Regions from separate parts of the Mus musculus genome. Here all the other regions are linked to region 2. A link is a loop called in an ENCODE intact Hi-C map of the cell type or tissue named here. Cell type or tissue: left cerebral cortex. All regions are shown on one strand. Links, peaks and the distances in the headings refer to the core of each region. The heading gives the core; the rest is flanking DNA. Region 1 has its middle 19 kb from the start of Gm39822. Region 2 holds the start of Cdkn2aipnl (CDKN2A interacting protein N-terminal like). Region 3 holds the start of Jade2 (jade family PHD finger 2). Region 4 has its middle 6.1 kb from the start of Olfr1371. Region 5 holds the start of Gm39822 (a long non-coding RNA gene). Region 6 overlaps Jade2 (jade family PHD finger 2).

The links. A loop is a pair of places that touch in the nucleus more often than their neighbours do. Peaks named below come from ENCODE experiments on the same cell type or tissue, not always from the same donor. Only the 100,000 strongest peaks of a DNase experiment are listed, where the experiment ranks them.
Region 1: it touches region 2 in a loop (4-fold over the local background); 13 of 42 quality-filtered maps call a loop at or near these places.
Region 3: it touches region 2 in a loop (6-fold over the local background); 25 of 42 quality-filtered maps call a loop at or near these places.
Region 4: a loop joins it to region 2, with 2.2 times the contacts of the local background. A loop is called at or near these places in 2 of 42 quality-filtered maps.
Region 5: it touches region 2 in a loop (5-fold over the local background); 2 of 42 quality-filtered maps call a loop at or near these places.
Region 6: a loop joins it to region 2, with 4 times the contacts of the local background. A loop is called at or near these places in 35 of 42 quality-filtered maps.

The regions. Positions count from the first base shown.
Region 1 is chr11:51,914,230-51,919,122 of GRCm38, reverse strand. No RefSeq gene overlaps it. Among named protein-coding and RNA genes, the nearest start is that of Gm39822, 19 kb to the right of the region's middle. In left cerebral cortex, for the core only: no CTCF peak of the experiment used is centred there; DNase peaks (open chromatin) are centred at 2,425 and 2,882; H3K4me3 peaks cover 1,212 bases; H3K27ac peaks cover 2,128 bases.
Region 2 is chr11:51,964,839-51,969,731 of GRCm38, reverse strand. Cdkn2aipnl (CDKN2A interacting protein N-terminal like) reads right to left here and starts at 2,101. Exons shown (of 3, transcript NM_029976.3): 1 at 1,775-2,101. The coding sequence starts at 2,013. In left cerebral cortex, for the core only: CTCF peaks have their summits at 1,965 and 2,164; a DNase peak (open chromatin) is centred at 2,123; H3K4me3 peaks cover 1,021 bases; H3K27ac peaks cover 552 bases.
Region 3 is chr11:51,853,549-51,858,441 of GRCm38, reverse strand. Jade2 (jade family PHD finger 2) reads left to right here and starts at 774. Exons shown (of 13, transcript NM_001357588.2): 1 at 774-1,131; 2 at 3,475-3,562. The coding sequence starts at 1,004. It overlaps Gm30110 (a long non-coding RNA gene), which reads right to left and starts at 2,996. Exons shown (of 2, transcript XR_388628.2): 1 at 2,719-2,996; 2 at 1,845-2,521. In left cerebral cortex, for the core only: CTCF peaks have their summits at 1,231, 1,848, 2,047 and 2,860; DNase peaks (open chromatin) are centred at 2,094, 2,375, 2,791, 3,387 and 5 more places; H3K4me3 peaks cover 3,293 bases; H3K27ac peaks cover 2,540 bases.
Region 4 is chr11:52,217,616-52,222,508 of GRCm38, reverse strand. No RefSeq gene overlaps it. Among named protein-coding and RNA genes, the nearest start is that of Olfr1371, 6.1 kb to the right of the region's middle. In left cerebral cortex, for the core only: a CTCF peak has its summit at 1,999 (motif pointing right); a DNase peak (open chromatin) is centred at 2,014.
Region 5 is chr11:51,896,423-51,901,315 of GRCm38, reverse strand. Gm39822 (a long non-coding RNA gene) reads right to left here and starts at 4,004. Exons shown (of 3, transcript XR_879835.2): 1 at 3,605-4,004. In left cerebral cortex, for the core only: a CTCF peak has its summit at 2,535; DNase peaks (open chromatin) are centred at 2,452, 2,794 and 3,741; H3K4me3 peaks cover 356 bases; H3K27ac peaks cover 1,436 bases.
Region 6 is chr11:51,818,656-51,823,548 of GRCm38, reverse strand. It overlaps Jade2 (jade family PHD finger 2), which reads left to right. Exons shown (of 13, transcript NM_001357588.2): 11 at 2,353-2,470. Among named protein-coding and RNA genes, the nearest start is that of Gm30110, 34 kb to the left of the region's middle. In left cerebral cortex, for the core only: CTCF peaks have their summits at 2,493 (motif pointing left) and 3,404 (motif pointing left); DNase peaks (open chromatin) are centred at 931, 2,485 and 3,380.

The sequences.
Region 1 (4,893 bases), core at 391-4,390, 51 kb after region 2:
AAGACTTCTACCATTTGGAGCCTCCATCCCAGCACTTACAGATGCTGGTCTCTCTGTACAAGGTCCAGCGCCAGCCTGTTGGGTAGAGTTGCTCTGGCCTATGACGTCAGCTGAAATTGGAGGGAAGGATGATGCCCTGAGACCTTCCTCACAATGAACCTGGTCATCTTACCCTAGCCTGCAAGACAACTGTCGGTGTGTGTGTGTGTGTGTGTGTGTGTGTGTGTGTGTGTGTGTGTGTGTGAGTGTAGCCTGGAGGTTAAACCGTGATCTGCATAGAACAGGCCTACAGAGACACCCATTGGAAAGCCCCAGGGCCATGCCTGGCACAAGGAAGTTGGATTTAGCATCATCTGTCTTTAGGACACAGGTTTCCTGAGCCATTCCCAGTACAGGAAACCCATCCCATGGACTCCCTGCTCAAATTCCCTGCTCTCTTCTCTCCTCTTCCTGGTCTTGGGGACTGACTTCTTCCAGAATCAACTGAGAAGAAGACAGTTTGCCTACAAAGCTGGGCCAGCTGGAGGGCACCCACCCTCATATGCTTGGTCAGAAGAGTCACTCAGTGCTACAACCATCAGCCTTTCCTGGAAGGATGTCTGGTATTGGAATTCTCTCATTTTGCAGAGGCCCTGGGAGATTAAAGTGATTTTTGCCTAAGGTCATGATTTTCTGAGAGGTCCTTTTATCTTAGACAGGGCCAGGTCAAACCGTCTCCACCACAGAGTAGGGTCCCATCTCACCATTTCCTTTTCCCTCCCCTCCTCAGAGTTTCCCATGACTCAGAGCCTCTCAGATCTGCAAATACGGGTCACTGAGACCAAGGGACACACTGAGGCAGGGATGCATGGCAGAGATGAGGAGTGGCTCTCTTTCCGCCTATCCTGTGGGTCTCTAGACATTAAGATCACAGGGCTTAGCAGAAAGGGGTCAAAGGGGATGGAAGTGGGAGAGTCTGGGAAAGTTTCCATCTCTGCAGCTGTCAGAACCAGCCTTCACTTTCAAGCAGACACTGCTTGGCTGATAGCACAGGGGGCTGGGCCTGAGAGGGCATCTCCTCTCTGCCCTCTGAGTCACTTCTTCCCTGGGACACTGTTCATCCCATTGGTGCCTTTTGTGTGGTTTGTTGTTTGTTTTGTTTTAAAACAGGGTCTTACTGTGTAGCTTCAGTTGGCCTGGAGTTCTCTATGTAGACCAGGCTGGCCTTGAACTCACAAAGATCTGCCTGCCTCAGCCTCCAAGTGCTAGAATTAAAGGTGTGTGCCACCATGCCCTGCTACTCCACTGGATTTTGCTTTTTGAACATTTGGAAATTAGTCTCTCTCTCTCTCTCTCTCTGTCTCTCTCTGTGTCTCTGTGTGTGTGTGTGTGTGTGTGTCTTTCTCTGTGTCTCTCTCTCTTGTCTCTCTGTGTGTCTTTCTCTTTCTCTGTCTCTTTCTCTGACCCTCTCTCTCTCCCCCCTCACTATGTAGACCAGGCTAGCCTAATACTCACCTGCTTCTACCTACAGAGCGCTGGGATGAAAGGTCTAGACTAACACTACCTTTCTGTGGCACTGCCCTAGTCTTGACCCCGCCCCTGTAAGAGCTAAGGGTCTGGGCCTATTGCTGAACAAGAAGATCTTAGGTCTCAAAGATTAATCTGTAAACATAGAGAAGGCTATGAGGAAACTCAAGAATGGGGCACTTCTGACACCAAGGCAGGCTGTCAGCAAATGGACTAGAGAAAGCACTCCTGCAGCTTTGATTTTTTTTTTTAGAGAGAGAGAGAGAGAGAGAGAGAGAGAGAGAGAGAGAGAGAAAGAGAGAGAGAGGGAGTTTCTCAATGTTGCTCTGATTATCCTGGGACTTGCCCTGTAGACCAGACTGGCCTAAAACTCAGAGATCAACCTGCCTCTGCTTCCCGAAAGCTGGAATAAAAGGCGAGCGCCACCACCCTGGTCAAAAATAACACATTTTTAAACAGAGTTAGCCCCTAGGCCCCGGGCATCTCCAGGTTCCTGTTTTAGGAAGATAACATTGGGGGTCACCCCCTATCACCTAGCATAGTGTCACTTGGGACAAAGATGTTTTGCTTCGAAACTACAGTCCAGCCACTCAGTAGTTTGGACTCTCTGTGCCTCAGTTTCCTTATCTCTAAAGGAAGGTAAGTTATCACAGAGAGTTCTCCGCAAGTACCAGCCTTTTGTCAGTAACTTCACACAGAAGGAAGAAAACCCTTGGGAATTGCTGTTCGTTTGAGAAGCTGGGCGTGGTGGGCTGGCCTTCCCGGAGCAGAGGGGGCGGGGCGTCCAGACAACCTCCCATCCCCACCCCCACCCCCCCAACCCGGTGCTCTCCGACGCAGAGCTTCCTTGCTGCTGGCGGGAGCTGAGTCACCATGTAGGCTCGCCTGGTATCCTCGTCACTGGACTTCGTAGACCTGAAAGTCCCGAATCTACCCTCCAGGCTAATCCACTTTGCTCTAGGTGCCTCCAGGAATTCTGGAAATGCTCCGAGGGGCCCACGGGTTTGGGGTGTGGAGGAAGCAGAAAGCCTCATTCTCCTCTGTCTAGAGAGAATTCCAGGAAGCCCTTGGGAATCTCCCTGGCACCGCTGGGCACCGAGCCTATCTCTGCACCTCTTATCTCAGCTTCCCTCGGGGGCAAGCTCTGTCTCTACCGAACCCCCTTGAAATGCACCTGCCTCAGAGTTGGAAGTGCTGCTCCAGGCTTAGAGAAGGACGCCAGAAGAAAGGATGCTAGGAACAGATGAATATCAGAGCCTTCATGGGGAGGCCGGCGGCTAGGGCTCCCACTGGCCCCGCCTGTCCTCTCCCAGCCCCCAGGACTCCAGGGGAAGTGGTGGATGGGGGAGGGGAACCAGGCTGACAGATTCTGTAAACAGAGCCGGTTTGGGCCTCAGCCAAGGACTGGGTGTCCTGGCCCAGCCTGGGTGTGAGGCCCATCCGTGGCTCTCCAGGACACCCCGCCCTGCCCAGCTGCCCGGGGGTGCCAGGCCCACAGCCAGCTCCAGCCAGGATGTGTCTGAGTTTTGGGAAATAGCCAGTTCCCTTCTGGGGAATGGGATTGAGCACCGCGGGAGGTGAGATGGGAGGGGCTTCTCCATAAGAAACGTCATTCATCTGTCATTTACAGAGTAAAAAGTTCAGGGATCCAGGCAGCTTAGGTTCTTCGTTTTTCCCAGACGCCAGTGCTGGGTTGTCGCCACACCCCCGTCCCCACCTTCAGTCTCCTGTTTCTTTCCTCTGTTCGAGGTAGAGTCCTAGCTAGAGAAGCTGACCAATGGGTCACCAGTTCTGAGAGAGCTCTTCAAGAAGCGGTCCCACTCCCTGTAGGTTCTTGCCAAATGTGGTCTGCGGTGCCCATGACCTCAGAGAGGCAACTCAGATGGGAGAGGAAGCCCTGGAGAGGGATGTTGGGGGAAAGGAAAGCTTTTGGGGTGACTCAAGCTACAGTGTGAGAAGGGGGGAGTCCCTGGTGGTTATTTAAAGATCTCAGTACCCCCAGCAGGTGGAGGCCGCAGTGGGCAGGACAACTTATATCCTCAAATGAGGACAGGAGTGTCTGTCCACCACCCACCCACGCCCACCCTACCCTCAGGGGGAGGAGAAGGGAGGGTGACCAAAGTCTCCAGGGGTAACCCCAGGACTTTACAGTGAGGATGACTGCTAGGGGATTCTACAGATAAATGATCTATAGCTGGGGATGTACCTCAGTTGTTAGGACACTTAAGGCAGGAGAACCTGGGTTCAATTCCAGCAGTGCATAAAATGGGCACAGTGACTCAAGCCAGCAATCTCAACATCTGGGAGGCAGAGGCTCAGGGTCAGAAGTTCAAACCTATTACTGAGCTATATCCTACTATGTGGGGAGTTTGAGGCCAGCACTAGCTATTGATTCTGTCTCAAAAACAAAACTAGTCAGAGAATGATATGGGAGGCAGGGGCAAATAAATCTCTGTGAGTTCAAGGACAGCCTGGACTACATAGAGGGTTTCAGTCCAGCCAGGGAAACCCAGTGAGAGTATCTTAAAATAAATAAATGAATAAAATTAAAACAAAACTAATGACCCACACCAACAGGCCATTTACTACTGACTTTCTCAGAGTCTTTAACCTCTTTGTCCTCTAGGAGAGAATTGAATGTAGAAGACCCTTTTTCGAGTTTGTTTTTGTTACCTTAAGACAACCTGCACTTTTGTGGGAAAAGGGATTCTCAATTGAGGAATAGCCTCCATCAGAATGGCCTATGGACATGCCTGTGGAGCATTTTCATGATTACTAATTAATGTGGAAGGGCCCAGCCCACTGTGGGCGGTGTCATCCCTATGCAGGTGGGCCTATGTTTTATATAAGAAAAGTAGCTGAGCGAGCCAGGTGGGAAGCAACTACTAAGCAGCAGACCTCGATGATCTCTGCTTCTGTTGCTTTCTCCAAGTTCCTATCTTGGTTTTCTTTGATGGTGGACTGTAAAATGTAAGATGAAATAATCTCTTTGCTGGACAAGTTGTTTTGGGTTGATATTTTGTCACAGCCTCAGAAAAGCACAAAATAGCCTCCTCTCTCCATCCCACCCCCAATCCCCAATCCCTTAGAACTTGTTTGAGTCCCGATTTGTAAACGTGCCTTACTTGCTGGCTCTGGCCCAGATGGAATGAGTGAGTCTATACTCACAGGCACTGAGAAAGCCAGACTCAACGGCTACCTCCTCCAAGGTGTGTCAGCCTGGGCAAAGCCGGGACAAAGAATAGAATGCTAAGAATGAGACTGGTAGGTGATAGGATGGCTGTGATTCCAGCACATGGGAAGCAGAGGCAGGAGGATCAGGAGTCGAAGGGCAGCTTTGGCTACCTAGTGAATTTGAGGTCAACGTGGGCTACACGAGACCCTTAA
Region 2 (4,893 bases), core at 258-4,257:
TACATGGCTGTTAATTTCAGGTCTCAGATATCTGACGCCCTCTTCTGGCCTTGGAGGATACTAGGTACATATTTGTACATAGTCATACACATAAAATAAAAATCTTTTTAAAAATTACAAAAACAGGAGTTTGGAGAGATAATTTAGCAGTTGAGAGCACTTGCTCTCAGAGGACCCAGTTTCAATTCCCAGCATCCACGTCAGGTGGCTCACAACCACCTGCACTTCCATCCCAGGGAATCCAAAGCTGTCTTCTGGCCTCCAACGGCATGAGGCACTCTTACAGTGCAGGCATGTAGACAAAATGCCCATAGGTATAAAATTTAAAATAGGTATAAACAAGCAAACAAAAAGTTAAATTAAAATTACAGAAACAGGAGCACCATATACCTGGTGGTACATATTCATGGATGAGATTTGAGGGCCTAAAAATTGGATTATTTTTAAAACACACAGAACGTTGGTCTCATGAAAATAACACCATTTATCCCTTTTGTTCAGTTCTCCGTCACGTGTCTGAGTTTGGATTCTGTAATCTCAGATTTTAAAGGGCACCGCAGGAAGGAGGATGGGCCTGTGTGTGTGATGGGTGTGTCTAGCTCAGCGTCCCCACATCCGGTTCTGACAAATCATCCCAACATCTGAAACCAAGCCGCTTCAGCACTGGTGATGAGGCTCGTGACTGAGTGCTTATTTTGGATGTGTAAGGGCCTGGGTTTCATCCCTAACACAAAACCCAAAAAGTAAACCAAGCAGTTTGGCCTGGAGGGGGTCCTGTGACCACTACAAAATCAGGTATGAGTGAGGGTCTCCTGTTCTAACACAACCTCACGAAACTCTAGAAGCCTGGAAGAGCCTGGCCATGCATGCCTCTCAGGACGTGGTTGCCTAGGTGGATCAAGTTCTAGGATTGCCTGGGCTACACAGTAAACTGGAGGCCAGTCTCAGTTATAAGGGAAGACTGCCTCAAAAATTAAAAATCACGGGCTGGAGAGATGGCTCAGCGGGTAAGAGCACCCGACTGTTCTTCCGAAGGTCCGGAGTTCAAATCCCAGCAACCACATGGTGGCTCACAACCATCCGTAACAAGATCTGACTCCCTCTTCTGGAGTGTCTGAAGACAGCTACAGTGTACTTACATATAATAAATAAATAAATCTTTAAAAAAAAATTAAAAATCACAAGGGAGTATAAAAACCTGGTGTCATTTCCAGGTGGAATATCTCAAGGCCAGGCTCTTGCCTTCCAGGTGTGATCACAAAGACTGGGGAGGGCGGGGAGTTAGGACAGCAACAAGATAGCATGGGTTACTTTCCTAAGAGGGAAGCCAAGAAGAGAAAGGGGAGAAAAGATTACATCCTGCCTTAGCGTGAAACCCACCAATGGTGAGATACATCACATCCTCTTGCTAGGTGTCTTCATCTAGAGGAAGAGTCTGCACTTTTGTCACGTGGGCGACAGGAGCTAATAGACTTCAAACACACTCTGGAAAGGAAGTCCTCTGGGCTAATAAACAGTAATAACAATGACCATTGCAATTCGGCCGCCTTGGAGCACACCTGCACTGCACGCCCTATCATTCAGCTGCTGTAGTCATCCCAACCACTCATTCACAAGAGAAAAGCGAGGCTCAGAGGAGAGATTTTTTTCCCGAGGGAATGCTAAGAGGGGATCAGTAGGAGGCTGGCGCCAGGTTCAGCGTGGAGCAGTGTATATGCCCAAGCTGAGGATCGACTGATGGGGACAAGGTCAGCCAGCTGTCGGGGGTCCGCACCTGCAACCCAGGAAGAGGTGGTTGGCCCAGACCATGGATAAGGACAGCAGCTGGTCCAGGCGGCCGCCGCCGTCGGGTGGGTCTCGGTAGTCAGGCAGGTGGCGCAGGATGAACTCCATGCGCGCTTTCCATTGCTTCTCGCTCTCCGAGTAGGAACGAAACTGCTCGGCGAAGTCGGCGGCCTGCCGCACGCCGGAAACTAGCTTCTCCACCGCGGCGCTGGCCTCGCCACCCACCATGGCTCCCGCTGCCGCAGCCGCTGCCGCCGCTAAGGATCGCACCAGCCCGCCGCTTTCCCGACACGCCCCGCGCCGCCGCCGCACGGCTAGAGCGACCACGGCTGAGGGCGAGTGCTCTGGAGGACTTATCTGGAGCGCCCTCGCGGGGCACGGAGGTCTAGTGCAACCCAGCGTGTGTGGCAACTGCTGGGGAGCTTGAGGCCCGCCAGCATAGAGCTGGCAGCTAGGTGCCCATTGGGACTCTGCAGTGCCCTTTTTGCCCTGGGTCGTTCACCGGGCATCTGTCTATCCTCAGCCACACCTGAGGTTTGCCCTAAGTTCTGTGGCTGTCCCTTGGGAGTGAGGTCCTCTCTTTTATGGATCCACTGTTATCTCAACATCTTCACTGAGGTTGTGTTCTCCTATCTTGCTGTATTCATCATCCAATCAGTACATACAAGGCATTTTGTTTCGTGCCCAGGATGCCCCACTCTAAAGGACTTTGTGAGGGACCCTCATGGTGGAAGGAGAGAACCAACTCCTGAAAACTGTCCTCTGACTTCTACATGCAAGTTGTGGTACTTTGATGTACACACACACACACACACCAAGCAAGTAAATAAATGTAAAAATATAAAATGTAAGCTTGAGTCAGAAGAAAGCCTAGAACTCAGGACCTCCAGATCTAGTGAAGGTCTTAAGTGGTGAGTGGGCTTCAAGGAAGTTCATTATATACTGTTTACTATTGCAGATCCTTCCCTCCCGCTCCCCCAGGGTCATACACGGCCAAGCTGGCCTACAACTGCTTGCTTGCTCCCTTCTGTGGCTTCTGTGGCAGTGTTAGGATCCCAGCAGGCAGAAATACAATCCAGTCCGCAAATGCCAGAGCAGTGAGGACCAGCACCAAGCTGGGTGCTCTCACCTCAGGAAGACACAGTGCTGACACTACGGCTTGGAACATCTGAACCAAACATGAGAATCCAAAGACAGAAACAGCTTTCCCCCAGCAGTCAGCAAGTTAACTGGATAACAGCGACCAGAGCTGAGTCCCAGGATACAGATGCCATACCCTGACTGATACTGCAGTGGCAGGTTCCCAAGTGAAACCTCAGATACCCAGAGTCAAGGTCCCTGGTAATTCTGATTCTAGCTTCAGCTGATCAGACTCTGAGGACATTTGATGTGCCAGGCACAGTGACAGACACCTTTTGTCCCAGCTACTCCATATGTCAAGGCAGGAGAATTATTTGAGCCTGGAAATTTGCTGCCATCCTTATCACCAGAGAAAGATGCTTGACTCTTAAAAACACTGCGGAGGCTTCAGTGAGCTACATCCTTGGTTCCTTGGTTGTGTACTGCAGTGGTTGGTCTAGAAATGAGAGCATGGGGGCTAGAGAGATGGCTCGGGAGTTAAGATAACTGGCTGCTCTTCCAGAGGATATGGGTTCAGTTCCCAGCACCCTCATTGTGGCTTACAGCCACCCACAACTACAGTTGCTTTGTTTGTTTTGTTGTTGTTGTTTTGTTGTTTTTTAATAACATAGGCCATAAGCCTATGCCTGAGCCTCTCCAGAGCTGGTATTTTAAGTGTGTTCCACCATGCTATTGGATTTTGATATAAATTTTAGCATCTCTTTGTTGACTTCTAGAGAAGCAGACTGTTGATATTTCATACGGGATCATGTTGACTACATAGATTCATTGGAGAATTAACATATCACTAGCGAATCTTCTAGTTTACAAACATGGCAACGACACATCTTTCCATCTAGTCTGGCTTTTTGTGCATGTGCTTTTGTTTTGTTGTTTTATTTACTTAGTTTTTGAGATGGTGTCCCTTTCTGTGGTCCAGAGAGTTCTTGAAGTCTCAACCTTCCTGCCTTAGCTTCCTAAATGCTGTGGTTACAGGTGTGCTGCTGCTGTATGTATGGGAAGTGGTACTTGCTTTTTAAAAGCAGGTTCTTAGGTAACCCAGGATGGTCTCAAACTCCTTTGGTAGCTTAGGCTAGCTTTGAAATACTGATCCTTGGACTTCCATTTAGGATTGCAGGCATGAGCCAGTATATCTGCTTTGTGGTTTGCTGTTTCTGTTTCTTTGCTTGCTTGCTTATTTTGGATGTGAGTGAGTGGTATTAGTAAACATTGGCAGAATGTGGAAGTCAGCCTCAGGAGTGAAGGGCTGCCAGTGGGCTAGGAAATCACAAATGGTGATGTACTTGACCCCACAGACACCAAAGATAAGCTGATTTTCAGCGACTATAACTTCAAATTCATCTGCATTAAATCTGATGAATCTCGGTTCTTTGAGATGTAGATCTTCTGGTGACCAGTGAACTTTAACCTGGCCTTTCCCAGACCCTCAGACACATATTCCTTATTTTGCATCTTGAAGCAGATAGACATGATGACCTGATTTGTGTGGGCCTGACCACTGTGTTCTGGGGGGTTCCCAGAGGCGGTGAGCGGGTTTAGAGGCCTGCAGCCTAGAGTGTGGATGGCTGAGCTCAGAGACAAGTATATCCATCAGAAACTCTATCTTGAAGGCCCTCGGGGCAATTCAAACAAGGTATAGGCTACACCTTCCAAGGAGGCTGCTGCTTGCACCCACTGCATCTGTGAGGAAAGAGTCCTGGTCTTTTGGCACAGAGGTAGTGTGATGGGTTGTATAGGCTCAGCCCAGGGAGTGGCACTATTAGAAGGTGTGGCCCTGTTGGAGTAGGTTTGTCACTGCGGGTGTGGGCTTTAAGACCCTCAGCCTAGCTGTCTGGAAGCCAGTATCCTGCTAGCAGCCTTCAGATGACGATGTAGAACCCTCAGCTCCTCCTGCACCATGCCTGCTTGGATGTTGCCATGTTCCCACCTTGATGATAATGAACTGGACCTCTGAGCTGTCCTTATAAG
Region 3 (4,893 bases), core at 247-4,246, 110 kb after region 2:
CAGCACTTTCTGCTCACTTCTGGCGCTGCAAAAAACGCCACGCGATTTATTCGATTTCGATTTTAAAACCAGTGATTCCGAAACCGGGCGGAGGGCGAGGGTCTTCCAGCACCAGAGTCCCTGGGGGTGGGGCGGGCGAGCTGGGTACTCCGTGCAAGCCTCGTTTCCTCCGCGAGTGTCGCCTCCAAGCTGTTATTTGCAAAGAAACGTCTTTTTGACGCAGGGAGAAATGGCAAATTTTAAGTACGTCATTAATATGGCGCCAAAAGATTTTTTTAAGTATAAGCTTGCTTTTTTTTTTTTTTAAAGGTTGTGGGGGGCTCCGCCTGGGTCTGGGGCGCGAAGGGGGCGGGGTGTGAGCAGAAAGTGTGAGTGAGCGAGTGGAGGGGCGGGGTATGTGTGTGAGTGTGTGAAGTGTGAGCCGACCTGATGGGACTTGCACGGGCTCAGCCGGCGCTCGGGCCCGGCCCTGGGGACAGGGCGGGTTGGGGGCGCCCCGGAGTCCACGAGGAGTCCGGGCCCGCGTGCAGGCGGGCGGGTGACCGTGTAGGGCACCCCCCCGGGGGGGCCGCAACGCTACCTGGGACTGTCGCCGGAGCCAAACAACTGGGAAGGGGGGGGGGAACACGACAGGGGGGTGCCGGGAGCGGAGATCCGAGTGAATTAGAAAAAAGTGGCTACTCCCCCTCCCTCTCTTCTTGCCCGCCCCCACCCCACCCCACCCCCACCCCAACACATTTTTTCCCCCTCTAAAGAGATCACAAGGAAGTCTTGGTTTAAAAAGAAACAGAAACATACACAGGGGGTTGGTGAATGGTGCCGACCGCGGCCATCGCAGTTGGAGGCTATTTTTTTGGGGGGTGAGTAGCGTCCATGGAGTTACTTTGCGCCCACTCCTAGTGGCACCAGCTCTGAGCTGGAGGGCTGACCATCTTCCCAGCAGGGGTGCGGGGCTTGGGGGGCGCCGCGGCCCGGTCGCCTCCCTCGCCACGACCCCGGATGGATGCGCGCCCCCCGCCCTCCCGCGCCGGCCCCAGGAGCTCCTGGCTTCGGGAGCATCCTTCCCGCGCCGGCCCCCGCCGCCGCGCGTAGCCGAGGGCAGCGCCCCTCGGGAGGGCACCGCGGAGCAAGGTAAGAGCCAGCCCCCAGCGGATGGGCCCTGCGCATCTCCACGGCATTATTTTGTGGGCTTTTTTTTTTTTTCAACAGATCTGCCAGTGCTCCTCGCTCCCTCTCTCTTGCTCGCTCGCTCCCTCTCTCGCTGGCTGCCTGTTCTAGGAAGCCAGCGCGGGGGGTGGGGGGGGGGGACGCACAGCACTGGGGAGAGAGATTGCGCATGTTGGTCAGCCGTGTTTTAAAGAGTACAGTGCGGGGAGGCTGAGAGGGGCGCATGCAACAACTTTTGGAAGGGTGAGCCTGGCGACCTTCTTTATTAATGACTGCGGCAAAGCGCCCCTGGGCCGGCGAGGGGGCGCGGGCGGGTGGGGGCGCTGGGGCTGCAACTTGCCTCGCGGGCTCCGGCCGGCCCGAGGGGCTGCGGCGCTACCGGGGTGCGGGGTGGGGAGGCTGAGTGGCGGGCACCGGGGCACGGGAAACCTGGAGCTATCTGCCCTTCTGTCTCCCGAGTTTCATTTTGTTGATACGCAGCACGTCCGGGTGCCGAACCGGGCTGAGCCGATGCACATGACCCCGCACTGGGCTCACGTGCAGCCGGTCCAGTCCTAGACACCTTCCGGGGGCCACCGCCTCCGCCCTGCGCCCCCTTTCCAGGCTGGGTGCACGAGGGAGCTGCACGCGGGGGCAGCATGCTCGGTTCTTGGGTTCAGAGGCATTGCACAAATTAGTTTTTTTTTTTTTTCTTCTTAAGGGGCGGGGGACAACGTTCCCAGGTGAGTGCTGGGTGCGCAGTCCAGGCAGCCAGGGTGCATACTGGGGTAGTGGACAGCAGCTCTCCGGTGCTGCGCGGGAGTCCGGTGGGGGAGAGGCACCGCGAGAGTGGAAATGTACCGGCGACGGCCGGAGCGGCGGGTGCGCGCTCGCGGGGCGACGGCAGGGGGCGTGGCCCTTGTTTACCTTCTCCCAACTCTGCTGGTTCGCGTCCCGCTTCAGGGACGACTCTGCAGCTCCCCCCTCTTCCCTCCGCCCTTACTAAAACTCTGGGTGGTACCTAAGAGCAGCAGACAAGTGGAGGGCCCTGCCTGGGACACACGCACCTGACCCCAAAATGAGTGACATTGCAGCCCCCGCCCCCACCAAACATTGCTGCAGTCCTTCTGCCGGATCCCCGGCCCCGCCCCGCCCCCGGCAGTGGCATCTTCCCGGCTCACCTCCTTCCTCCCTCTCCCTCCCTCCTTCCCACCCACTTGCCTGCGCCTGCGGAGCGGCTCTCGCTCGCCCACTCCCCGCCTGGGTGCAGACTTGTGGCTCCCCATGGTCCCTTCCCGCCCATCCCTGGGCTCTGAGACATCCCCTTCTCCGAGCAAGGGGTGATCCTGGGTCAGCTTGGAGACTCGTAGCTTTTCTGCCGGAGGGTGAGGACATCTGCAAAACCGGCTTGGAGGCTTTCCTCTACCTTCCAGAGAGGCCCAGCCAGCTCAGCCCGGTCCCTCTTCTGCACACCTCTGCCCCGCTCAGTACCCCCGCCCCCACCCCGGGCTCAGTTGCCCTTCCCCGAGTCCCCTAGACCCCTCCCCCGCCCCGGGCGTCAAGCCCACCCACCTCCTGGCACCGCCCCCGGCCCGAACCGCCTCTTGCCCTTCCTACGCCTGGGCCGGAGCCCCCCGCAGCCACCTCCGGCTCCTCCTCCCGGCTCCCGCGGTCGGAATCACGCCGGCGCGCCTCCAGCCTGCGTGCCCGTCGCCCGCCGCCAAGGGCAGGCTGGAGGCGCGCAACCCTCTTCTAATCCACTTAGCCGCTGCAGCCGGCCTGTGCACTTTTTAAAAAAAAAAAAAAAAACAGCTTGGCCTCAGGCCTCCTGCTGGGTGGGGGGCGGGGGAAGGGGGCCGGGTGTCTTTATGCCCGAGGGTACATTGCACTGGTTATCCCGGGTCTCTGCAGATTTCCAAACTTCACCCTTGCCCCTAGCACCCCCCCCCCCACCTCATCTGCAGGATTCCGAGGTACAAAGTTTTACCCAGAGGCAGTTTGCAAGAGGTCAATGGGAGGGATTATGGTTGTTCTCAGAGATGTGGCTTAGGGAGGGGCGGGGCCCCCCATTTAGAAATGAAGAGTTCTGAGCCCGGAAGAAGGTTAGGATGCTCCCTTAACATTTATATTTGCAAACAGACCGGAGCTTGGGAGCTGGGTTCTCCTCCCAGAGTGGCACTGTCTCTCCTGTCACTGGTAAAATTCCCAGTAGGACATTTGGCAGAAGATCCTGGCAGAGGTTTGCCAACCGAGCCTGGCCCTGTTTCCTGGGTTCCCAGGGTGCTGACTTCTTTTTCCCCTCGCCTGATTTCTTTTTCCCCCCCTTAGGGCCCCAGGCGAACACACCAGCCCTCCAGGCCCTCCGGTCCCATCTTCCTTGGGCGGGTTAGGACTCGCAGAGCAATCTACTAAGCAGGCAAGGAAAATAAGAGAATGAACTGTAAAGGGGGGAAGGAATGAGTAATAAAACTGACCTAGTCAAGAATAAGCTTTTATGTTTAGGCTATGTTATTTGCTTTTTAGGTCGCAGGCTGCAAAAGCAGGCTTTGATCCGAAGTGGGCGAATAATTTATTGAGAAAGTTTGCATGGTGTGTGTGTGGGGGGGGGGGTCGTGTTTGATCTGAAGCCCTCTCCTCGGTTGTTCCAAGAGCTGTTGGCTGCTATTTTGAGTGGGAAAGCATTTGGTTCCACAGTAAATGCCTTTTAGAGGGGAGTCCTCACCCTACGCAGCAGGACTTAACAGTGAATGTTGGCTTTGAAACTGTTTGGCCAAGGGTCTCCCCAACACTCTTGGAGATGAAGTGTTTAAGGACAGAGTTGTTTGGGCTCTGGATACAGCAAATGTTTCCAGAGTGCTTTCCCATCCAGCGTGCTTTTCCCCTAAATTGCCTGGGTAAATGGCCGGTGACTCCTATCCAAGAGGCTGTCAAAGATCTAAGCTGCTAGGTTCTCATTGGTACTCTGTATGTGGGGGTCCCCGGGTCCCTATTGTACTTTATTATCTCAGTGTAAGCCTTAGACACTGACTCCCCTAGGTTTGGGGCTGCAGGCAGGATATTCCCGTTATTTATAACCAGTGTTTCTATTAGACTTAGAAGGTGGTTGGTTGCCTCAGTGCCCCCGCCAAATGCTTCACTGTATATGTACAGCAGGCTGTCTGCAGGTCTCTCGGATGGGTGTTTGGGTTGCATGAGAGGTTGCCAGAATAGAGTTGGGGGTGGGGGTAACTTTGACGTGTCATGTCCCCCATGCAGTGGGACACTTAGACACTTAAATGGCAGGTCTTAGCTCAAAGCTTCGGCACCTCCTGGAAGTTGGTTCTGGAGCTTTAGGCAGCCCTCTAAGCTTCCGCTCAGAAATCTCATTGGAATTTAGAAAACTTCATCTGTGCCGTAAGCCTTCCTGCAGTCTTGAGCCCTTTGACCGTGGAGTCAGCCAGCCTAGGTTTGAATGTAGTTTCCAGCTGTGTTAAAGGCACCAGAGGTCTTAGTTTACTTATCAGCCAGTGGGATTGATAATAATCCCTATCTGTAGGTGAGCGTAGGAAGTAATAGATTGTATTAAAAGACTAAACCTGGGTCTAAGGATATAGCTGGTCAAGCCCTTGTCTAACAATTCCAAGCCCTGGGTTCTAGCAATATAATGAATGGAAAGAGAAGGAAAAAAGAAGAAGAAGAAGCAGCAGCAGCCTAAAGTGAGTGGTAGCACACGGCACAGTGTTACCACTCTGTTAATGAACCGAGGCA
Region 4 (4,893 bases), core at 285-4,284, 250 kb before region 2:
GGAGAGAGAGGGGCGGCAGAAAGAGAAGGGGGAGAGAGAGAGAGAGAGAGAGAGAGAGAGAGAGAGAGAGGAGAGAGAGAGAGAGAGAGAGAGAGAGAGAGAGAGAGAGAGAGAGAGAGAGGAGAGAGAGAGAGAGGAGAGAGAGAAATCAGGGGGGCCTTTCTTTCTTTTTTTTTCTTTTTGTTTTTTTTTTTTTGTTGTTGTTGTTGTTGTTGTTTTGTTTTGTTTTTTTGAGACAGGGTTTCTCTGTATAGCCCTGGCTGTCCTGGAACTCACTCTGTAGACCAGGCTGGTCTCTAACTCAGAAATCCCCCTGCCTCTGCCTCCCGGGTGCTGGAATTAAAGGCATTTTCCACACACCCGGCAGGGGGCCCTTTCTTTATATATGGATGATGATGTAATCACAGGGAAAGATGGGAGGTGAGAGCCAGGCGTGGTGGCGCATGCCTTTTAATCCCAGCATTTGGGAGGCAGAGGCAGGCGAATTTCTGAGTTCGAGGCCAGCCTGGTCTATAGAGTGAGTTCCAGGACAGCCAGGGCTACACAGAGAAACCCTGTCTGGGGAGAAAAAAAAAAGGTGGGAGATGAGCCAAGTGGATTCTAGGAATATGGTGGTTGTTGCCTTGGCAACAGGTCTGCAGGGAGGGGGGAGGGGGAAGGGGGAGGGGAAGGGAGAGGGAGAGGGAGAGGGAGAAATTTTTTTTTTTAAGACAAAGTTTCTTGGGACTGGAGAGATGACTCAGTGGTTAAGAGCACCAAAGGTCCTGAGTTCAAATCCCAGCAACCATATGGTGGCTCAGTGGTTAAGAGCACCAAAGGTCCTAAGTTCAAATCTCAGCAACCACATAATGGCTTACAACCATCCATAACAAGATCTGATGCCCTCTTCTGGAGTGTCTTCTGGAGTGTCTACCGTGTACTTACATGTAATACATAAATCTTAAAAAAAAAAGTTTCTCTCTGTAGCTCTAGCTGTTCTGGAACTCACTCTGTAGACCAGACTGGCCTCAACTCACAAAGATCCAGCTGTCTCTGCCTGGAAAGTGCTGGGATTAGAGGTGTGTACCACCACTGCCCGGCAGAGAGAGAAAATTTTTAAAAAATAAATGTTAAAAATGTTAATATATGATTTGTTTTATATCTATGTGTATGTACCTAAATGTATGCATGTGCACCATATTCATGCAAATGCTCTCCGAGGCCAGAAGGGGTGCTGGGTCCCCTGGAACCAGAGCTATGGGTGTTTGTGGCCATGGTTGTGAACTCCTGATATAGGTGCTGGAAGCAGAACCCAGATCCTCCAGAAGTGCTCTGAATAGTGTCTGTCACCTTGGAGCTTCTGTGGCTGCCCAGTCACCCTGTGCCAAAGCTGGAGGAGCATAGAGAGGGAAGTTTCTGGAAGGAGGGCTTAGTGCCCAGAGTCTAGCCTTGGCCCTTGACCTTGGACAAAGCTCCAGAAAGGTCCATCCTTGCCTCTACTTGGGCCATCTTCTGTAGAGCCTTCTGATGGGTGACATTCCTCACCTCAGGATGCTTCATCAGAAGCTCAAGGCAAGAGTGGTGTCCACATCTAAGTGACAGAGGAGAAAGTTGGTGGACACACATCTATAGCCATACCACCAGAGGCCCAGGTTGTGGGCCTCCCTACAAGTTAGGAGCTGATAAATGGTATTGTGTAAACTAGTGTGCCAGGCAGGAGCTCAATTCTGTAACACTGGGCAAGATGGCAAAGCTGTAGCTGGCCACATTAACTGTGCCAGATTACACATCAGAAAAGTGAGGAGACAGACTTTGAACCTGGCTATGGCTATCTCACCACAGGAAGCCAAAGCTCATCAGAAGAGAATGCCCTTTACTTTACTCTACTCCACCCCAGAATGGAGAACCTACTGGAACAGATGGGTACCCCCAAGGGCTCACAGAAGGCAGAGACAGGGCATTGTAATTGAACAGCTTTATCCTAGCTAATGCCCCCAAACCATCACCACTCAGTAGTCTGCCCAGCAGATGGTGCCAGAGGGCCACTTGTCTGTCACAGAGCACACCAAGCCCTCCTCCCCCACCCCCACCTTCCATCTCCTTTGCTTCTCCTATCTAGAATTCAATGGGGTCCTGTTCAGAAGCCTGTTCTGACCCGGTCTGACCAGCAGAGGCCTCGAACCAGTACAGCTTGGTCCAATCCTCCAGCGAGCACGGGGCCAGTGCTCCTCTGTGAAATGAGTTCACATTGGGTTGGGCAGCAGGGGTTGGAGGGCTTTCTTAGGAGGCTTGAGCTAGGTGATAAGGAGGAAGATGGCTTTAGAAGTCTCCTTGCCCGACCTCTGTGGAGGCGGAGAGAGGGGCATCAAGCATCGCTGCGTGAAAGGCAAACACAATCCCAGGAACTTGAGCATGAGAGAAGGATCTGGTTTTCTTTTTATTCATTATTTACTTTTTGAGCTGGGGTGAGGCTCAGCTTGTGGTAGAAGTCGTTAGGCAAATGTAGGGATCGATTCTTGCTTTCCATGCCATGGATTCAGGGCACCAAACTCACGTCATTGTCATCTGGCTTGGCAGCAAGCTCCTTTAACGACTGAGCCCTCTCATTGGCCCCAGGAACTCATTTTGAGATGCTGGTCAAGGGAGGCACATCAAGTGGGCAGTTGGGTTACGTAGCTCAGAAGCTCACAGTAGAAGTTGGTCTGAGGCTACGTGGTGGGGTTCTCTGGCCATCTCTTCACAGGTTCACAGAGAAGAGTCTGTGGTAGCAGCACGCCGGCTCAGAGGTTACGAGTACAGGCTGTTAGCCAGGCGATGGTGGTGCAGACTTTTTAATCCCAGCCCAGAGGCAGAGGCAGGTGGATCTCTGTGAGCTGGAGGCCAGCCTGGTCTACAGAGCTAGTTCCACGACAGCCAGGGCTACACAGAGAAAACTCTGTCAAAAAAAGAAAGAAAGAAAGGAAGGAAGGAAGGAAGGAAGGAAGGAAGGAAGGAAGGAAGGAAGGAAGAAAGGAAGGAAGGAAGGAAGGAAGGAAGGAAGGAAGGCAGGCAGGCAGGCAGGCAGGCAGGAAGAAAGGAAGGAAGGAAGGAAGGAAGGAAGGAAGGAAGGAAGGAAGAAAGGAAGGAAGGAAGGAAGGAAGGAAGGAAGAAAGGAAGGAAGGAAGGAAGGAAGGAAGGAAGGAAGAAAGAAAGAAAGAAAGAAAGAAAGAAAGAAAGAAAGAAAGAAAGAAAGAAAGAAAGAAAGAAGAAAAAAGGAAGGGGAAAAGGAAAATAAAACATCAACCTTTAGAGAACATTTTTTTTTTTACACTATTCTATTTTCATGTTTTATGAACAATCCCTTTATGGGTCTTGGTTTTTCCTCTCATTTCTTAGTAAATACGTTTTTCAAATTTTTTACTGTTTAAAATAAATGTGTTTATGATTGGTCCTCTACCTTTACATTACTATATTCTTCTAAAAGGACAATATATGTATCTTAAATATGGGACTAGAGAGACAGCTCAATGGTTAAAGAGTGCTTGCTGCTCTTCCAAAGGCCCAGAGTTCAGTTCTCAGCTCACAGTCAGCTTTAACTCCAGAGTGGGATCCAGTACTCTCTTCTGGTCTCTGTGGACATCCATGTGCACAAAGACACACAGACACAAACATAAATAAGCATAAAGAAATAATAAAATAATATAAGTATTTTAGTAGTATCTTGCACTATCAACTTTTTCATTTTGTATTGTCATTCAAAATACTCATAGAATATATTTTAATTAATGTATTTATTTATTTATTTACTTACTTTACATCTCATAAGGGAAATTGGTCTGAAATTCTCTTTCTTTGTTGGATCTTTGTGTGGTTTAGGTATCAGAATAATTGTGGCTTCATAGAATGAGCTGGGTAGAGTACCTAGTGTTTCTATTTTGTGAAATAGTTTGAGGAGAATTGAAATTAGGTCTTATTTGAAGGTCTGACAGAACTCTGCACTAAATCCATCTGGTCCTGAGCTTTTTTTTTTTTTGGTTGGGAGACGATTAATGACCGCTTCTATTTCTTCAGGGGAAATGGGACTGTTTAGATCATTAATCTGATCCTGATTTAACTTTGCTACCTGGTATCTGTCTAGAAAATTGTCCATTTTCATTTCATCCAGGTTTTCCAGTTATGTTGAGTATAGGCTTTTGTAGTAGAATCTGATTATGTTTTGGATTTCCTCAGGTTCTGTTGTTATGTCTCCTTTTTCATTTCTGATTTTGTTAATTAGGGTACTGTCCCTGTGCCCTCTAGTTAGTCTGGCTAATAGTTTATCTATCTTGTTGATTTTCTCAAAGAACCAGCTCCTGGTTTGGTTGATTCTTTGTATAGTTCTTTTTGTTTCCACTTGGTTGATTTCAGTCCTGAGTTTGATTATTTCCTGCTGTCTACTCTCTTGGGTGAATTTTCTTCCTTTTGTTCTAGAGCTTTTAGGTGTGCTGTCAAGCTGCTAGTGTACGCCTCTCTAGTTTCTTTATGGCGTCATTCAGAGCTATGAGTTTTCCTCTTAGGAATGCTTTCATTGTGCCCCATATATGTCTGGGTATGTTGTGGCTTCATTTGCATTAAACTCTAAAAACTCTTAGATCTCTTTTTTTTTTATTTCTTCCTTGACCAAGTTATCATTGAGTAGAGTGTTGTTCAGCTTCCACGTGAATGTTGGCTTTCTATTATTTATGTTGTGTTATTGAAGATCAGCTTTAGTCTGTGGTGATCTGATAGGATACATGGGATAATTTCAATATTTTTGTATCGGTTGAGGCCTGTTTTGTGGCCAATTACTTACTTTACATCTCAACCACAGTTTCCCCTCCCTTTTCTCTCTCCCAGTCCTTACTCCACTTCACTGACCCCACCTACCCACTCCTCCTCCCACTCTCTTCAGAAAAG
Region 5 (4,893 bases), core at 254-4,253, 68 kb after region 2:
TGTTTTGCCAGCTGCAGGTATGTGCACCATGTGCATGCAGGGTGCTCACAGAAGCCAGAAGAGGGCACCAGGTAGGTCCCCTGGAGCTGGAGTTGCAAGCTGGCATTGTGAGCCACTGGGTATGAATGCTGGGAATTCAATATTGGTCCTCTGAAAGAGCAAGCGCTCTGGATGCTGGGACATCTCTCCAGCTTTTGGTTTTGATTTTGAGCAGACTCTCATATAATCCAGGCTGACCTCACACTTGCTAGGCTGTTAAGGATGTCCTTGAATTCCTGATGATCCTGCCTCGACCTCCTGAGTACTGGGATTACAGCTGTGCACCACGCCCTATTTTACTTAGTGATGAGAATCCAGCCCAAGGCTTATGTGTGCAGGTCAAGGGTTCTACCAGCTGAGCTGCATCTCCAGCTGAACGCTAGCTTTTAAATCCACCTGCACCAGGTTTTGAAAACCTAGATTTATTTAATCATTTAACCCATTGTGTCCCTCAGACCCAAACTGCACTCTTTAATCTCTATATTTTGATGGCAAACTTTTACTATATGCAGATAAACAAATGTGGTACTGTGTGTACAAGTCTACTTCTGGATATTTCTCTCTCACTGTGGTATTTGTGGTCTAGTATTAGGATCAGCTCTGTGAAGCACTGAATGGTAGGACTCTGGGTTCATTCCATCTCCCCAAATAAATAAATTCTCTATCTGGAGGAGCCAGAGCCACATCTGCTTTTAGCAAGATCTGTTTCAGATCCCACACCACCTTCAACCGGCATGAAGTGCCAGTCCCGTACCTCTGTTCCTCTAGCTTTGTCCTGGTTCTATGAATACTTACCTGGGACTCAAACACCTGCCCTTTATCAGCCCAGGGACTCCCTGTCCTTCTCAGACTGCATTTCCCATCGCCCCTTTTCTCGTGGCTCTCTGAATCTCAGGTGAACCCCACTCCCATATTCTCAGCCCTATTTCTGATGGTCATCGTCATTTTCTGCTCTGACAGGAAACGGCTCTCTGGAATAATCCATGTGCCCCTCAGATCTAGGCATGGGAAAGTTCAATTACGAGTTCTCCCACCCCCCCCCCCTCCACACACACAGAGGTGCCAGTATGTTGTGAAATTTGTGCCTTTGTCTTTTTTTTTTTAATTTGAAAATAGTCTCTATAAAATCCAAGCTTGCCCGAGAGCCTCCTGCCTCAGCGTCCCCAGAGCTGCGATGACAGCAGATGCCACCAAGTCCAGCTCGCTGTGTTTTCTTACATTACTTCCTGTTTATCCTCCTTCTTAGAGACCAGTAACAGGCCAGCGAGAAGGATCAGCTGATAAAAGCATTTGCTGATATGACAACACATGTTTAGTCCCGGAGGTCATGTGAAAAGCCCGATGACATTGGGGCGCGCACAGCCCGTCTGTATCCCAGCATTCCACGGTGAGATGAGAGGCGGAAACCGGAAATTCCTCAGTCTCTAACCAAGCCCACCAGCTTCATGTTAGCAATGGGAACAAGACAGACTGTGCCTCAAACACAAGGTGAAGGTGAGAATAGCATCTTCAGAAAATTGTCCTGTGACCTCCCTACCTACACATGAGCACCTGCACTCATACACATACACAATTAATTTAAAAAAAAATAGCGATGGCAGGGGCAGGGGCTATAAAACAGCTCGTTGGTAAAATGGTAAAGAGGTTTGATCCCCCTGCCTCTGACTGCTGAGTGCTAGGATGAAAGACATGTACCCCCATACCTTTAATTTTTGATTCCAGCATTCAAGTACACAAACAGCTCGATCCCTGCCACCCCCCCCCACCCCCCACCCTTGGTCTCCTTTTCACTCTTTACAACAGCTCAGCCTCCCTTCCTATAGCCAGGCTCCCAAGGAATGGTTATGTGTGTGTCATTGTGAGCCTTCCACCTCTCAACTTCAGACACTGCCCTGCCATTCTCTGCCGCCTACCCTCCTCTGGTTCCCCAACTCAACACTTCACCCTGAAATCCACTGATTTGAGCAAACATCTGTGACTCTCATCTGCCCAGTGTCCCACTCCGATCCTGTCCCAGCCTGGAGGCTGTGTCCTAACATTACCTATCTATCGATCCTGCTATAGTGCTGTCATCTGGCAAAGGCACAGCCCTAATCAATGCAGTCCTCTATGCCCACACGGGTCCCACAGGCAACCAGAACTGAAGACAAGCCTTCACTCACTGACCAGCCTCCACTCACTATTTTGTGGAGCTAGAGGACTCCAAACCTCGGCATGCTCGCTCCTCCATGCCCTTGAGCTGCAGGCTCAGCCCCCAGTCCCACTCCAAGGACCACGACTGCCCGGCCGCTGTGCTCCATCCCTCAAGTCTATTCACACCCGCTCTCCTAGACGACTGCTTCACACCTCCTCCTCCACCTCACTCTCAGCTGACAACCTCTTCCGATTTTGCTAAGAAAATAGAAGCCCTTGGCACAGACGTTGTGCTGGCTCTGCGGCTCCCCACCCACCGGCATCTGTGCCCATCCGCTCTGCCTTTCCTCCCACTGAGGCGGCACCCACCCTTGTCCCCCAGCAGGGAGGCCTGTTTCTTCTTTCTTTCTTTCTTTCTTTCTTTCTTTCTTTCTTTCTTTCTTTCTTTCTTTCTTTCTTTCTTCTGCTGTGTTCAGGCACGATCTTACGCAGCTCAGGCTAGCCTTGAAACTGCTATGAAGCCAAGGTTAACCATGAACTCCTGAGTTTCCTCCTTACCTCTACCTTCTGGGATTGCAGGCATGTGCCACTCCACCCGGCTGTGCACCAGATGCCAACCCCACCTGCCTCTCCAGGGCTCCATGCCAACCAGCGCTCACCCTCTCCTAACCACGCTCCCCTGTCTCTCTGATCGTTTCCGTCAGCACGCAGAAAGCCTCTGATTTTCCTTTCTGAAGGGAAAAGTTCCTCTGACCTTATGCTCTCAGTTACCTTCCTTCTTTCCTCTCCCCTCTGTGACAAGACTTCTGGGAGGAGGAGATCCTTTGCGCCTCCTTCAAGCCCTTCTCCCTTCCTGTCTCATATTTATTCCCATAGACCCCCATCCCCACCCCTCACTAGTCCAAATATGCCATCAAAGGGATCTCTCTCCATATCCTTAAGTTCCACAGTCAGTCACTGGACTTCACCTTCCCTCTGTCTCTTTAACATACTAGAGTTCATCTTGGGTCAGCAAGGTGGCTCACTGGATAAAGGGGCTTGCGGCCAAGCCTGATGGTCTCAGTTCAATCCCTGGAACCCGTGTAGTGGATGGAGAGACCCGGCTCCACAAGCTGTTCTCTGACCTCCATATGTATACACCCACCTACTCACACACAGACACACACAAACAAGTAAATAAGTAGGTTTTAAAAAGAAAAGATTTCACCTTCAACTCTGTCGTGGATGGGAGACTAACCCAAGAAGATCTTGAGTTAGACCTGCCCTAATAGTGACTTCCATGCCTGCTTGTACTACAGAATGAGATTCTGTATCAAAAATAAAGATAAAGGGGGAGGGGCCTATCTCCCACCTCGGCATCAACTAGTGCTCCGTCCTTGCCCACCCCTGTTCCTCTCCAAGGCAAAGTCTTGGAGACCTTGTCTCTACCTACTGTGCCCACCGTGATCACCTCCTCCAGCATCCTGGCTTTAAGCATCATTTGGCAGAGAGTAACTTCCAAATATATATCCCAGGCCAAACCCTTTTCTGAATTCCGCTCCTATTGTCTCCTCAGGCTGACTCACAGCCCCTAACAATCAGGCTCCGCTTGCCAATTCTCCCAGTCCGTAGCTGGCCCACTTTCCTACAGACGTTCCGGTTTTGACTCTCAGGCTCTCTGTTCTGCATCCGGAGTGCAGCGGTGGCTCACCCAACATGGCCGCCAGTGGACCCTCTCCACCCTGGGCTGGCCCAGTAACGCTCAGTGTGACATATTCCAGGATTAGGGGGCTGCGGTGGCTACCCCTCCCACCCCACAGACCTCACAGGTGTTTGGCTATTGACACTTGAATGCCCACCTCGCCTCTGTCTCCCCACCCCCCTTGATGTGGGGTTGTAATGACATTCCAAAAGAGTGCCGCTGAAGACATTGCTATCCATCTGTGGCTTTCATAGCATGCTGAAATGAACTTTCCTCTGGGTTTTATTGTTTTTAGAACCCATGCAAGTCCTGGTAGGGACCTCTGTAAAAGGTGTCTTGGCTCCTGACCTGCCTGGCTTTCATTTGTTTATTTGACTTGTTTGCTTGTTTTATGTTTTTAATTTTTAATAAATTTACTTATTTAGAGTATTTATTTTTGAGACAGGGCTTCATTATTTAGCTCTGGTTGGCCTAGAACTCTTTGTATAGACCAGGCTGTCCTGCAACTCATAGAAATCCACCTGCCTTTGACACCTGAGTGCTGGAATTAAAGGCATGTGCCAACATAAGCAGTATTTTTTTTTTTAAACAAGGACTCGAGTATCCCAGGCTAGACCTGGATTTCATATATAGCCAAGGATAACCCTGATTTCCTGATCTTCCTGCCTCTACCTCCCAAGTGTTGAGACTACAGGCATGTGCCACTACCCCCATTTTATGTAGTGCTGGGGATGAACCCAGAGCTGTGTGCACACTACACAAACATTCTGCTATCTGAAGCACATCCCCAGATCCACATCCTGGCTTTCAAGGTGGGTTAGGGCTCCCTGGCCCAGGAGTCAGGAATGGGCGGTGTCTGTCCCTTAAGACCACTCCTGAGTGGGCTTCTCAGCAGCCAGTGGTAACACAGGGTGGCTCCCCCCTCCCACCACTACTCACAGCTACAATTTACAGACCAAGAATTAAAGCCTGGAACACCACCCTGCGGTCTCCCAGAGGGGGAGGGTGGAGCCTGCAGCAGGCTCTGCTGCCCTTGGAAG
Region 6 (4,893 bases), core at 409-4,408, 150 kb after region 2:
CACGGCCACCACAGCGTCCAGAGTTATTCACGGCTGACAGAAAGATTGCAGTAGTGGACATCAGCCTGCAGATGCCAGCTCATGTCCCCTAGCAACCGCTGACTATTAGGCCCTGCAGGACATGATTGTGGTTCTTGCTGGAAGAGTTTATTTCAGTGACTGAATGGACCTTGTGTGAGACCCAAGAGGGTGGCCGGAGCTCTCGGTCATCGGAGATGAGTATGTGGTAGCCTCACCCCTGCGTCCCTCCAAGGATGGAGAGGAACCATGGGAAACAGACCCTTTCCTTTTCTGATCTCGCTGTTTGCCTTGGGGTCCCTGGCCAAAATCCTTAACAGCACTTGGCTGGTGACACAGTCACTCTGTCCACCCAGTCAGTCAGCACTCCATTCTCCAGGTCTTTGTCTTCATTCAGTCATAATCAAGCATGGGCCCACCCCAACCCGAGATGACTTCATCTTAGCTACTTTTATCTTCTGAGACCTTATGTCCCATTCTGAGGTTCCCAGCAGGAAATCTTGCGGATTTCCACCCATGTAGAGGCCATCGAGGCCCTGGAAGGTGTAAGTTTGCCAGGAAGTGGTCTGATTTGCATTTCAAGAGCATTGCTGAGGGATTGTTTTACTGTCCCTGTGAAAGGATGGGGGATGGGGAAGGGTGGAACCAGGCTGTGAAGAGAGCTGGTATCTGCCACAAGGAGAGACTGGTGCAAATGTACTGATAGGTCAGTTGTGGGTGTGGACCAAGAGAACAGGTAGTGGGGATGAGTCCAGTTTTCAGCCATAAGTCTTCTACAACTCCCCTTTGCCCGGAGGGTGCACCCCCAGGGCCTGCTTACACCCCCCCCCACCCCTGCTGGTTTTGCCTCTCCTTTCTTTTTCCAGTACACTGTCACCACCTCCTGCTGGGCTAGGGTGTCCCGGTTTAGGCCATCTGCTCCAGGGAGTTCTTCCTGCCTTGCTGGGTGGCAGGCAATAGGAAGAAAGAGATGCTGGCCCCTATACAAATTTATTCCAGAATGGAGGAAGGCACAGAGCCAGGCTAAAGTGCAGGAGGAGAGGGGTGTGAAGAAGAGGTTGATTGGAAAGTGGGTCATGGTAAGAGGTGCACAGGCTGCTACCAGTGGTTCAAACCCAGGGCTGTCCCTGGAGGAAGAGGCTGGACATGGGAATTGATAAAGCTGGAGTCAGCAATGAGTGAACCCTGACGGCCTGGTGTTGCCAGTGCAGGTGAGGAGTACACACACACACACACACGCATGGAATGTCACAGCAGAGTACATGTCACACGGGATGTCATGGCAGAGTCCATATTGAATCCCTCCTGTGATGCTGTCCGCCGCACTGGACCTCCTAGGATCTCCTTCTCAAGTAGTCTCAGAAGGGAAAGGAAGGTCACACCTGATAAAGATCTGCTCATACTACCTCGAGCTAGGAAGGCCGGAGTCATAGGAAGGAGAGGCAGAGGTTCAACTCAGAAATCTGCCTGCCTCTGCCTGCCAAGTGCTGGGATTAAAGGCGTGCGCCACCACACCTGGCTGGAAGGAGAAGCTCTTAATTAAAGGTAACTCAGGCAGCTAAGTAAGACCTGAAGACCACCTGGCAACTGTGTAAAGGGAGGCCTGAGTGGGAATAGGATCCAGGCTGAGCAGCTATGGTCAGTAACTGTCCCTGTTTCTGGAAAACTCCACATGAGCCCAAAGGTGATACCAGATGGAGGGAGCGTCTCCAGGGCTGAAGCCTGGAAGTATGTGAGAGAGCAGTCCTTAGGGGATAGAGGAACCCTGAACAGGCAGTGACAGGTCCACTTCATATCCTGCCAGCCAACCTGAAGAATGTGTGCCCGTCCTCTGGGCTAAGCCAGATGACTTCAAAGCCTACTGTAGGGACTCTAACCAGCTGGCCCAAGGGAGTCAGGGGCTGCTGTCCTTTATAAAGTCAGGCATCATGTTGCTGTGGATATGGGAGCATTGGCCCAGGGGGCAAGGCCCTGGCTCAGGTCCCGGGATAGCAGGTAGACTTGGAAAAGCTATTTTGCCAGATTGTGTTCATTTGAAAGTACAGTGATACCTGTGCCTTGGGACATGCCTGCGTTTTGCCATGATGGTTGTATCTGCTGCAGAGTTGCTTTGCTGGGAAAGGCGGGTGTTAGGCAGGAAGAGAGGGTTGCCAGCTCGAGACCAGATACTCCCTGCATGCTCAGGGTTTCGGGGTGAATTCTCAATTGTCTTAAGGCAGAGGGGAGGCAGCAGCAGTGGCTGGTGTTCAAAACACTGCTTTTTTTCCCAGCGGCGAGGCCCCTTGAGATGGCCAGCAGTAGGTGAGGTGAGAAATCTCTCCTGTGTCCCTTCAGGTAAGGAACCTGTGCTACATGGTGACAAGACGGGAGAGAACGAAACACACCATCTGTAAACTTCAGGAGCAGATATTCCATCTACAGATGAAACTTATTGAGCAAGACCTTTGCAGAGGTAGGCACGGCGCCCCCTGCTGGGAAGATGTGTCTATGCGGCCTGGAAGGGCCTGGGACCAGAACCCTTCAGTCAGGTTCCTTCTCACGGACATAACAGATCCACGTGGGAACCAGTGAAGGCCGTGGTTGTGCTGATAGGCGAGAAAACAGAGTTTGGACTGTGGCTTTCAAGCCTCTACCCTCAGGGGCATCACTGGGATAGCCCAGTTCCATCCACAGTGGCTTAGCTTGCACAAGGACAGGTGCAGACCACAGTCTTCCTGACTCTGCTGGGCTCAAGACAGGTCAGAGCTGGCCAGCTCCCCTGAACCCTGGTAAGCGTAGGGTTCAGTCTTCAGGAAGGCAGCTGTGTGGAGATGTGGCTGTGTCGCCCTCTCTGTGGTGTCATGTGATGAAACTCAGGCTCTGATCAGATGTGTCTTCTATCCTTTAGGTATAACATGCATTTAGCAGATCGAGAAACCAGGAGCAAAGGTGTTGACATTGGCTTAATTGGATAGTTATGGAGTCTGGACATGTGAAGGGAAGATAAGCTTAACACGCACCCCCCCACACAGGAACATTATTTACACTCAGACGTTGAACATACACAGCAGAAGGCAGCTAGGTAGAGAGAGCTTTGGAGATATGCCTGCCGCTACCGACTCAGCTTGTGGGTCATTCTGGGACGTGAGAAGAGGAGGGAGTGCTGCTGCGAGTCTTCAGAGGGAATGGTTGCCCCTTTTCTGCCCGTAGCTGAGTTGCTCCATTTACCCTTTGGGATCGCCAGCATTCATCAAAGCCAAGTGTGGCAGTACATACCTGTAGAGGAGGGGGTCTGGAGGTTCAGGGATTTAGTACTGGCTGCTCCTCCAGTGGCTATGGCTTCAATTGCTGGCACCCATGTGGTAGCTCACAACTGTCTATACCTCCAGTTCCAGGGCATCCAGCGCCCTCTTGTGGCCTCTGAGGAACTGGGAATGTAGCTTACTTTATAGGGCATGAAGCCTCCCTGGGTTTGATCCCCAGCACTGGCTAAAACCAGATGGTGCAAACACACATCTAATTCTAACCCTTGGGAGGTAGAGGCAGGAAGATCAAGAATTCCAGGTTATGCACTGCTACTTAGAGAGTTCGAGACCATCCTGGACTATGTAAGAACCACTTTCTTACACATAGTTAGTTTACATAGGTGTTGTCTGCATATTTGTACATGTGATACATGTGTCCCTGGTGTCTGCCTATGAAGGTCAGATCCCCTGGGACTGGAGTTACAGATGGTCACGTGCCACCGTGCAGGTGCTGGGAGTCAAACCCAGCGTAATCAAAGGGGACAAAAAGAGAGAAGAAAATGACTGTTGCTAATGACAGAGGTCAGCGTAGGTCACGGCCCCATGGAACTGACAGTCATGAAGCCTACCCAAGTCCAGAAGAGAGGAAAGTGGGGTCCCAGGCTGTGCAGTCAATCATGGCACACGGGGTGGAAGCGATGAGGGGAACTCTACTGTACTTAGAGACCACACACAAGTGTCAGTGTTCAAGGAGGCTGAGGGCAGCACGGTAGGAATAGCACCTTCTGTCATGGTCTCCTATACACCAGAGGGTCTGCACCCTAACCTAGAGTCTGAGGACCCTTCAAGCTCCTTGTGAGTAGGAACCATTGTTAAGAGCATTGCATTGCCAATGCCTAAAGTTGATGCACATGGAGGAGAGAGGGGCTTAAGGAGGCTGTAGGGTAACCAGGGTGAGACATGGAGGGCTGTAACCAAGGTGAGACAGACATGTAAGGCTGTAACCAGGGTGAGACAAACATGTAAGGCTGTAACCAGGGTGACACATGGACGGTCTAGGGGCCTTGTAATACTAGGTGTGGGGTCTGAGTTACAGGCCGGGAGACTGAGGTCTAATTAGAGGCTCTGGGGACTGAGAAGAGCTCAGAACACAGAGCTCTGCCTTCTTTTGACATTATTCCCAGAAGCCTTCCTGCCTCCCTGCCCCTGCTGAGCAGCCGGGGACTCATCTTTTGCAGACCAAAGGGCAAAGGACCACATACAGAACCCGCACCTCCTGTCTTGTGCTTGGCTGCACAAACAGGACTGGAGGCTGAGGCAAGGAGCTTGGCTGTGGTGTCAGGCCCAGAGTCTAAGCCTCTTATGTCCACATCACGATTCTCTGCCCTATGTCCAGCTCCTTACCCTAGCATTTGGTCCATATAGCATCCAGTCACCTTTTCCACTCAGTAGAACTCTCCAGGGTCTGTGGGGTTTGTAGTCCAGTTCGTAGTGCACTTTGAAGTCTAGGTCCCACAAGGACTTATTATGCCTTCCTCTATCCTTCATAGAGCTGTGGGCTGCCCCCGCTGCCCCGGTTTCTGCCACACTGACTCTGACCTTGGTACCACTGTTGGTAGACCCAGTTGATAGACGACCCATAGGCAGCCAC